2 separate regions of the Homo sapiens genome follow, and region 2 is linked to region 1. The links are chromatin contacts, found by Hi-C or POLR2A ChIA-PET in ENCODE. All regions are on one chromosome and are shown on one strand. Each heading gives the region's core, a stretch centred on a gene start or an enhancer-like site at or near the end of the contact. The rest is flanking DNA. Distances are from core to core; before and after follow the strand shown. Region 1 has its middle 89 kb from the start of BCL2L14. Region 2 overlaps ETV6 (ETS variant transcription factor 6).

Evidence for each region. A loop is a pair of places that touch in the nucleus more often than their neighbours do. ChIA-PET counts read pairs that join two places held with the same protein, here RNA polymerase II (POLR2A). Pooled maps may share reads with other maps.
Region 2: a loop to region 1 is called in a pooled map, with 4 times the contacts of the local background. The contact joins two enhancer-like sites. A Hi-C loop is called at or near these places in 2 of 37 single-sample maps with no recorded cell type and 8 of 50 pooled maps. POLR2A ChIA-PET finds 5 or more read pairs at or near these places in 6 of 52 experiments (AG04449, WTC11, activated CD4-positive, alpha-beta T cell and 3 more).

The regions. Positions count from the first base shown.
Region 1 is chr12:11,979,976-11,984,525 of GRCh38, reverse strand. No RefSeq gene overlaps it. Among named protein-coding and RNA genes, the nearest start is that of BCL2L14, 89 kb to the left of the region's middle. Within about 2 kb of position 3,290, at least 5 of the 41 ENCODE cell types and tissues checked have a DNase peak (open chromatin) inside an H3K27ac peak, as active enhancers do.
Region 2 is chr12:11,874,136-11,878,404 of GRCh38, reverse strand. The region is part of intron 5 of ETV6 (ETS variant transcription factor 6); the gene reads right to left. Among named protein-coding and RNA genes, the nearest start is that of BCL2L14, 190 kb to the left of the region's middle. RefSeq lists an enhancer at 1-168 and a silencer at 2,909-2,958. Within about 2 kb of position 2,869, at least 5 of the 41 ENCODE cell types and tissues checked have a DNase peak (open chromatin) inside an H3K27ac peak, as active enhancers do.

The DNA.
Region 1 (4,550 bases), core at 2,041-4,540:
AGACATAGCAATAGACTATCAGGATTAGTTTTGGCTGTGACAACAGCAACAACAACAAAAACAACAACAAAAACCCAGGGTAACAATGGTTTGAACATGATAGCAGTTTATTTCTTTTTCAGACCAAAAAAAAAAGTATTGTAGACAGACACTCCTTGATTTGTGTGTGACTTTGGGCTCATAGTCTCAGATGCTGGCATTTGAGGGAAAAGAATGGAAGAAATATAGAGCAGCTGTGCCAAGAGTGCAGGTGTGCCATCTCTTAGGGAAGGTTCTCAAAGTCTGCTCATTCCATTCCTAACTCATTCCATTAACAAAAACTTTTTCACAGGGCCACACTAAGCTACAAGACAGGTTGGGAAACACTGCCTTTACTGTAGACAGCTACATGTCCAGCTAAAAATTAGGGGTTGTATTGCCATAGAGGAAGGGGAGAATGTATTTTAGCGGACAACTAGCAGTCTTGGTCACCAGTCACTCCTCTATCTGTTCCTTGTGTCTTTCTAAATGCCTTATGTAACTGTAGAAGGTGACTTGGTCACCAATCAGTTTGTGGCAAAGAGCATTACAGGGTTCTGGTTTAGTCCCAGACTTTGGAACCATTTTTGGGGGAGATCGCTTAATATGTCAATAACCTTCCATTCCAGAAACTGCTCCCCTTCCATGTTAGCCGTGTGGGTTTATAGAACCAGAGCAGTGATGTCTTCCGAGAAGGGCATCCAAGGTAATGAAGGAACTGAAAAATCACACCACATGTGGGACAGCTGAGGATATTTAGCCTAGAGGAGAAGCTGAAGAAACAGGATATTTAGCCTAGAGGAGAGAAGAGTGGAGGATGACATGTTTCATATATTTGAAGGGCTGTCTTGTGAAAGATCTAGATGGACAAGAAGGGCAGAATCCACTCAGTACATAGAAGTTATAGGGAAAGTAATATAAGTTCAATACACAGAGAGAAATTGTAATATTAAGAGCTATCTCAGAAGATATGAGCATAGATTTACTGCTCTGTTCCCATTGCTGGTAGACATTCAGGACAAAATAGTCAGCAGAGAAGGTTTGCTTCTTGCCCTGATGGCAGCTGCAGTCTAGTGAGGAAGACAGAAATGGCTCAGATCATCACACATTCATAAATGTATATGGTAAAGCATGACAATTAGGCCTTAGACCATTGACTGTGGAGAAGCAAGGGATAGTTGACCATTTGTAGACCTCGTATAGACAGGATTTGTGCTCATGTAGGGTCTAAATTAAATGACTTATGACCTCTCCCAGTTCATTTCTAGAAATGGACTTTAAGTAGTGCTACAGTGGGAAGAACAGAAAAGATTTACCTTGGAGGGCAAAGTGAATTTCAAATTTGTGGGACTTCTACAGTGGACTTTTGAAAGTTCCACAATAGGTCACCATTACTAAACCCGGTTGTGCTATTATCTTGATAAGTAGAGGACGCTGGTTGAACACATTAGAGTTCAATGACTTGAGAACCTGATGACTTAGTCATTTTGGGAAAAGTAAAAATCCTCTAAAATCTGTAAATTTTCTCAAAATTCTGAAAAGTTTTTCCACTGAGGACTTTTTTTTTTTAAAAACCTCCCTTTTGCCCGAGAAAATAACCAGGAAAGAAATCATAAAAATGCTTTTTTCAGATCTCCCAATGTCTAAATATATCAATATACAAAACATGGTAATTTTATGAGTGAAACAAGTTATACATAATGCATTTTTTTGTTCCTAAACGAACAGCATGACTTTATATCTGTAAAGGGCACTAAAAATAAGTTTTGCATGTATTTCAATCCCCTGCCCCTAAATTTTCTTTGAAGAATTTTTTTTTGTTCTTCCATGGCTTAAAATTTCTGAAAAATAAATGTATCTAGTCTGTTCCTTTGTTCTTGCTGCCTGGTAGCTTGTGTTCTATTCCTGTGAAGTTTAGGGGTATGAAATAAACTGTTCTTTTAGCTTAACTGATACAGAAGGCTTAACTCTCTCAAACGCCTCACATTTACCTGCGGTTGTCTAGAGAGCAAAAGATGGGGGATGAGTGTTCTGTCAATGGTTTTAACCAAGTTGAGCTCCTTCATTTCTTTCCAGCTTAGTTTCCATGAGGGCCTGCCAGGTACAATAACATACAGCAAGGACTAAAGAACCATACAGCTAGACAGTAATTTGTCTTCATGACATCACTGAGAGACATTCAGGCAAAAAGGCTGTTACTAGTGTGGGGGCATTGGCAAGAGGATCAGCTTTTGAAGTCTGGACAGTGTGGTTGGGGGCCAACAGTCTTGGGCTCTGCCACCAATTCTGTGGGGCCATGGGCAGGTTGCTCATCCTCTCTGAGGCCTCCATCTATTCACTGAAGGATAAAGATATTGACACAATCTCCATGGTCCTCCTAGGCTTTAACATGCCATGCATCTATTTATCTTGGGAAGATACATTATGAAGTCAGAAGGTCAGAGGATGGATAGAAGGTTATATGTATGGTAGAGTTGGAATTTCTTGTTTCTGAATGGCACTGTGGTCTTTTGGGTAAGCATGTTCTTTGCTGGGCGGTCTTGATTTTCTATGGGGAGGATTGAAAATCCAAGGGAAAGGAAAAGAGGGTTGACAGAAGAGAATGACTTCTTCCGGTGCCAAAAAAGCTCTGTTCCATAGCAGTAATAATTTCAACAACTGCTGTATCCTGTGTGACCTTGGTATCTCTTGGGGGGTAGAGTTGGAGAAGGAATGGTTCCTCAGTTTCTGATGCTGTTTTGTTGGCTTATTTCCTTCAAAAGCCTTCCCTTGAAAGCCTGGCTTAGTTTACAGTCAGCCAGCCTGACACTGGCTCTGAGCTAGTCCTGACCCATTCTGATAATGCCTAGGCCCCTCCCCACTGCCATGGTGATGGAGATGGGCTGAGGAGCTGGGTGGCATTTCTATCCTAGTGATACAAGAGTCCGTAGGGTTCTTTTGCCCTTCCAGAAATGACGCCAAGGGCAGGATTCCCAGGCGGCCACCAGGGAGCCAGATCTTGTTTTGTCTCCAGCTTGGTTGGCAGACTTAAGAGGCTGAGATGAGCATCTGAAGTTCGGAGTGCTTCAGGCTGATTCAAAACTTAAGCTGGGTTCTTTAAAATTTTGAGTGAATTGTCACCAACGTGCAAAATGTACATACGTGCTCTTTCAAAAATGACTAATCTCCACCCAACCACACTATTTCCTTTCTTGCTGCCCACATTTTAACACCACAAGGGTGGTTCTATTTATTGTCAATAAGGCACTGCTTAGATTTCTTAGATCTGAAAATGAAAATAAATGCCTCAGTTTGTATATGAAGTGACGTGAGTTATTATGCATGCAGAAAGTAATTGTGAAAAACTGGAAATAACCTAAACTTCCATCAATGGGGTGTTGGTTAAGTAATTTATGGTAATTTATAAATGAAATATAAGGCAGAATTTAAAATGATGATATAGACATATCTTTGTTGATGAGGAAAATTGTTCTAATGTGAAAAGTGGTATGTAATAGATGACCCCATTTTTGCAAAAATAAATAAATAAATAAATTGCATATACTGTAAATTTGAAAAAAATCTGTAAGCGAGAACTCACCTAGGCATTTGTAGTTGAGAGATGAGAACAAGAATTTCTGGTGTTCAAATGGCCTTAACATTTTCTCAGAGCCTTAAAATTTTCACGACACTGTTTAGGTAGCAGCACCTTGATTTCCAATGCCCAAAGTAGTCCATGTATAAAGGATTTGAATGGCAGCTAATTAGGGGTGATGGGGTTTTAGATGGTTGTGTTTTCTACTCACTAGATTGATTCCCCCCACACACAATAAGCATGTATTGCCTTTGAAATATAATAGTAAACATAAGATAATCAGGAGAACATCCTTTGCTTGTTATGTTTTGGTTGAAATTAATTTAAACCTCGTATAGTTCAAACTGCTACATCTCCTTCCTCCCCTCACTCCCCTTTTGTCTCTAAGTTCTTTATACTCAGTTATTTTGCATAATCGTGTCCCCTTCCAATTAATGGTGATGTCTTGACACATCGCAGGTTGGGAGGAACTTTCCAAAAAGAAAACTTGTTCTTTCTCTATTTAGCCTTATAATGCTGACTTCTTGGCATTCTGGCTCACCTGCAGGGGTTGTGCATGTGGTCTGGGAAGCCAAAGGAGAAAATCAGAAGTAGTCAGAAGAGGAACTGGTCAAGATTTAACCAGTGGAGATTTAACCATCACAGTGGATAATAGAATTGCTATTCTCAATTCATCACAGCACTTAAAGAGAATTATTCATCAACACCCTTGCTGTGACCTCATGGTGGGAGGAGTGTCCTTCTTGCCCCTTAACTTTGGGTTTGGCCAAAAAGAATACTTGTTAGATGTGATGGCAGAGGCTTGAAAAGAGCTTGCGCATTAAAGCTTGATCTTTTTGTATCTCAGTGACCATGATGGGAAGAACTTTCCCCAGGCAGCTGTTATCCACTCAGCTTAGGCCCAGAATGAACACGCTTGCCTACAGCTCAACCTATAGGCTGGAGCTAAGGACAGGTT
Region 2 (4,269 bases), core at 1,620-4,119, 110 kb after region 1:
CAGGGAGGTAGGACTCTGTATTACAGCACTGTGCGCCCTTACACAAACTGGAATTTCCAGTCTCCTCAAGCCCCTTCTATTATTTTCCACTCAGACACCATGCTGTTGATGTTTTTTTATCTTTTAAAAACATTGTCCTGAAACTTCCTCCTCTTTTAGGGCTCTTTGATTTCTCAGTTGTTCACACTGAAAATCAAATGCAGTGACTCAGCCGCTGGGAATATTCCTGCTGGAGTGATGGCTCCTCCCCTCCCCAGTGCTCATCTTATTCATCCCCTCCAAATATGGACAGCAGGCAAAGCTTCAGGGAGGGGAAGCAGGAGCACAAAAGTAAATCTCCAAGGAAATAAGAAAACGGAGGTGGCCTTGAAGGGCACCCCACACAGGCCTTCCCTGTCAGTGCCCTGCGTGGCTCTGCAGGCAGTTGTGCTGGCTGTACCCACAGCTCCCACACAGTCCCTCTCAGATGGGCAGGATGGCAGCTCAGCAGTGAGGCAGGGGGGGACAGTGACACGTAGCAATTAACTTTCTTGTGCCATGCATTCACATGTTGTCTCATTAACAGTCAAAAGGGCCCAGAAATGGGTATTACTATTCTCAATATTACAGATAAGGAAAGAAGGGCTCAGGGACATTATGCACCTGCTTGGGAGTCAAGAACCGGATTCCAATCATGCTGACTTCGCAGTCCAAGCTTTTGCCACAGGCCCACACTGCTTCCCTAGGACTGTTCGGGGCCATCTGTCTCCAGGAGCTCTTGAGGGTACTGGGCTACAGAGGTCTACAGAAGGGCATCTCCCTGAGATAGTGTGGGAGGAAGCGGCTCTTTCACCTGGTACTAAAACACTGGAATCCCTGTGGCTTCTGGGGACATCCCACAACCCTATCTTTTCTTTCCTGCAAACACAGATATTTATGCACAGATGCATGTGTGCGAAGGTGCACATGTGTCTGCACACCCCACACCTTCCAACAAAGGCCGAGGGCTGAGACTTGCCCCCAGCACTTTCATGCAATCCCTTCACACTTCTCTTTTACGAGGTCTTTTAGCTGTCAAGGCTGCTCCTGAGGCTCATGTACAAAATTAAAAAAAAAAAAAAAAGTCTATAGGCTTCCTTTGAAACAAATTCACAGCAGCATTAAACACTGTGGGAGGAAGTGGAGACAGAAGCAAGATGCCAGAATACAGTGACTTCTCCCAGTCCTTGAAGCCCCTGAGGATAAGCCTCAAACTGCTTTCTCTGGAGTTTCATACTTTTTTCTTCATCTTACTTCAGAGGCTTCCCTAATTGAATCTTTGTATATATATAATTCATCCAGTCAATAAAACCAAATCAAGAAAGTACATTGTTTTAGTTGGGTGACAAATAAGCAATGCAAGAGACTTGATGTCTCGCTGATTAGAATCTTTTTGTTTCTGTTAAGGATGTAACCTTGAGAGATAGTAAAAGTATTTTTTAAAGTCACAAAAGGCTACCTTTAAAGATTCCAAGGATTGCTGCGAAGTGTGTTCTAAGAGGGTTGGGAGTGAAGAGATCTTGAGCTGAGAGGAAATTCTGTGTCTTGCCTGCTGTAGGATTAATGACCCAACTGACCAGCGATAGCCTCACAAATCGAGAAGTTCATGTTCACAAAGATGGAGAGACTTCAGCAAAAGTTGTGAGAGAAACACAAGAAAGGAGATATTCTCTATTTGGGTAGGCCATGGCCTTTGAACACGTAAATCTGTACAGATTTAGGTCCCCACTTTTGGGTAGCAAATGAGGGGTTATGAAATGAATGGATTATAAAACAATTGTCAGTGTACCAACGAATCTTCTTCCTCAGCAGAGTTTTGGATTAAGGCCAAGGAAGAGACAGGCAGACAGGAAATCTGGTGGCTCAGGTTTTAACGGAATTAAAGTACTTTAAGAGAAAACTAAACTGACTGAAAAGTGTTCGTTTAAGATTTAGCTGTCTATAGTTAAAGCAGGAGCTTAGTTTGTGTCATGGCATAAAGCAAGAGGACATTGCCTTCCACCAGCAAGGATACGAAATTTGGCATTTAGAGATGCAGTGCCCTATCATCTAGAACAATGCCTGGCACATGAGCAGACTGGCAATAATTTTTGAATCAATGAATGAAGAACTGTATAATCCAAAGTGCAAATAAATCGTTTCTTTTACGTAGCTAAATACTTAGTATTTTATTTATGTTAATGATATTATCGTAACTATTCTGGTTGGTCTGAAAATATAGCCTGCAGTCCAGAACCTGTCTCCTCTCTTACATAACTTGTTATTGTTCCTTTCACATGTCTCAAACATGCCTTGTCATCTAAAGTGCAAATAATTCCTTGGGAGCAAGGGCACTGTTTTCTAAGTCTGCATCCTACATTGCACCTATGATTCCAAGCACACTGACCACCACGTACACAATGTTGCAAGGCAGAGAGCATCAAACGTTTTCTGTAAAGGGCCAACTAATAAATGTTTTAGGTGTTGCTGGCCATGCAATCTCTGTTGTAACTACTCAACTCTGCCACTGCAGCATGGAAGCAGACATAGGCAATACCAAATAAATGGGTTTGGCTGTTTTCCAGGAAAACTTGATTTAAAAAAAACGCATGGTGGCTGGATTTGGCTCACACTTTGGGCCACAGTTTTCAATCTTTGCTCTAGAGTCCCAGACCAGAAGGAAACAATAATTTTGGGAAAAACACTGAACAGAAGCTCGAGGCTAGACTCTTGATGTGTCTCAATCTCAGTTCCTTCACCTGTAAAAGGCCCTTCTACCTTTGAAATCAAGTCCAAATAAGGAATTTCAATACATACTGAAAACATGACTCACGGATGACTACAGTCACACCTCAGCCACCTACAGGTGCTTGTGGCCAATATACTTTCTGGCTTTGAAACACACTGGTGGGACACAAGCCAGTAAAACTTTTGTAGGTAAAGTTTTAGAAGATTGACAGATGCTTTCTGCTAGGCTCCTTGCTCCTAAATAGCCCATTCTTAAAGATACCAAGTAGAAAACAAGCACAGAAAGAGGCAACTTTTTCACTATTCCATACAGCGTTGGCTGCTGGATTCAAAATAAGACCCCAGCAATCTTGTCTCACTCCGTCTTGTGCTAAACTCTCTCCCATAAACACTAGCCATTCCAACCTGGTAAATTCTTAATAACAGTTCTCCTTATCCTTTGCAAAGTAAGTGACACCTTTAAAAATAAGCTACTTGTTATATTTAAAAAGATGTCATTTGTGATTTGTATTTAAACTGTCAACCACCTACTGAATTTCCTTTCTTGATTATTTTAGTTTTTCCATATGGTAAATACCTAACAGACATAAATTTGCATGTATCTTTTTTTTTTAATTATACTTTAAGTTTTAGGGTACATGTGCACAATGTGCAGGTTTGTTACATATGTATACATGTGCCATGTTGGTGTGCTGCACCCATTAACTCGTCATTTACATTAGGTATATCTCCTAATGCTATCCCTCCCCCCTCCCCCGACCCCATAACAGGACCCGGTGTGTGATGTTCCCCTTCCTGTGTCCATGTGTTCTCATTGTTCAATTCCCACCTATGAGTGAGAACAATTCTGCATGTATCTTAATGGTATGATGGAATTTCAGTGATAATAGATAATGAAAAGAATTTATGAAAAATTTCATATATATATACACATATATATACACATATACATATATACATATATACACACATATACATATATACACACATATATACATATACACACATATGTGTATATACACACACACATACACATATGTGTGTACACACGCACATACACATATATGTGTATACACACATATATGTGTACACACGCACATACACATATATGTGTGTACACACGCACATACACATATATGTGTGTACACACGCACATACACATATGTGTGTACACACGCACATACACGTGTGTGTGTATATATACATACGCATATATATATACATATATGTGTGTGTATATATATACACACATATATATATACACACACATTTTTTTTTTTTTTGAGACAGAGTATCACTCTGTTGCCCAGGCTGGAGTGCAGTGGCATAATCTTGGCTCATTACAACCTCCACCTTCCAGGTTCAAGCGATTCTCCCACCTCAGCCTCCTCGGTAGCTGGGACTACAGGTGTGCACCACCATGCCCGACGAATTTTTGTATTTTTTGATAGAGATGGGGTTTCACCATGTTGGCCAGGCTGGTCTCGAAATCCTGACCTCAGGTGATCTGCCAGCCTTGGCCTT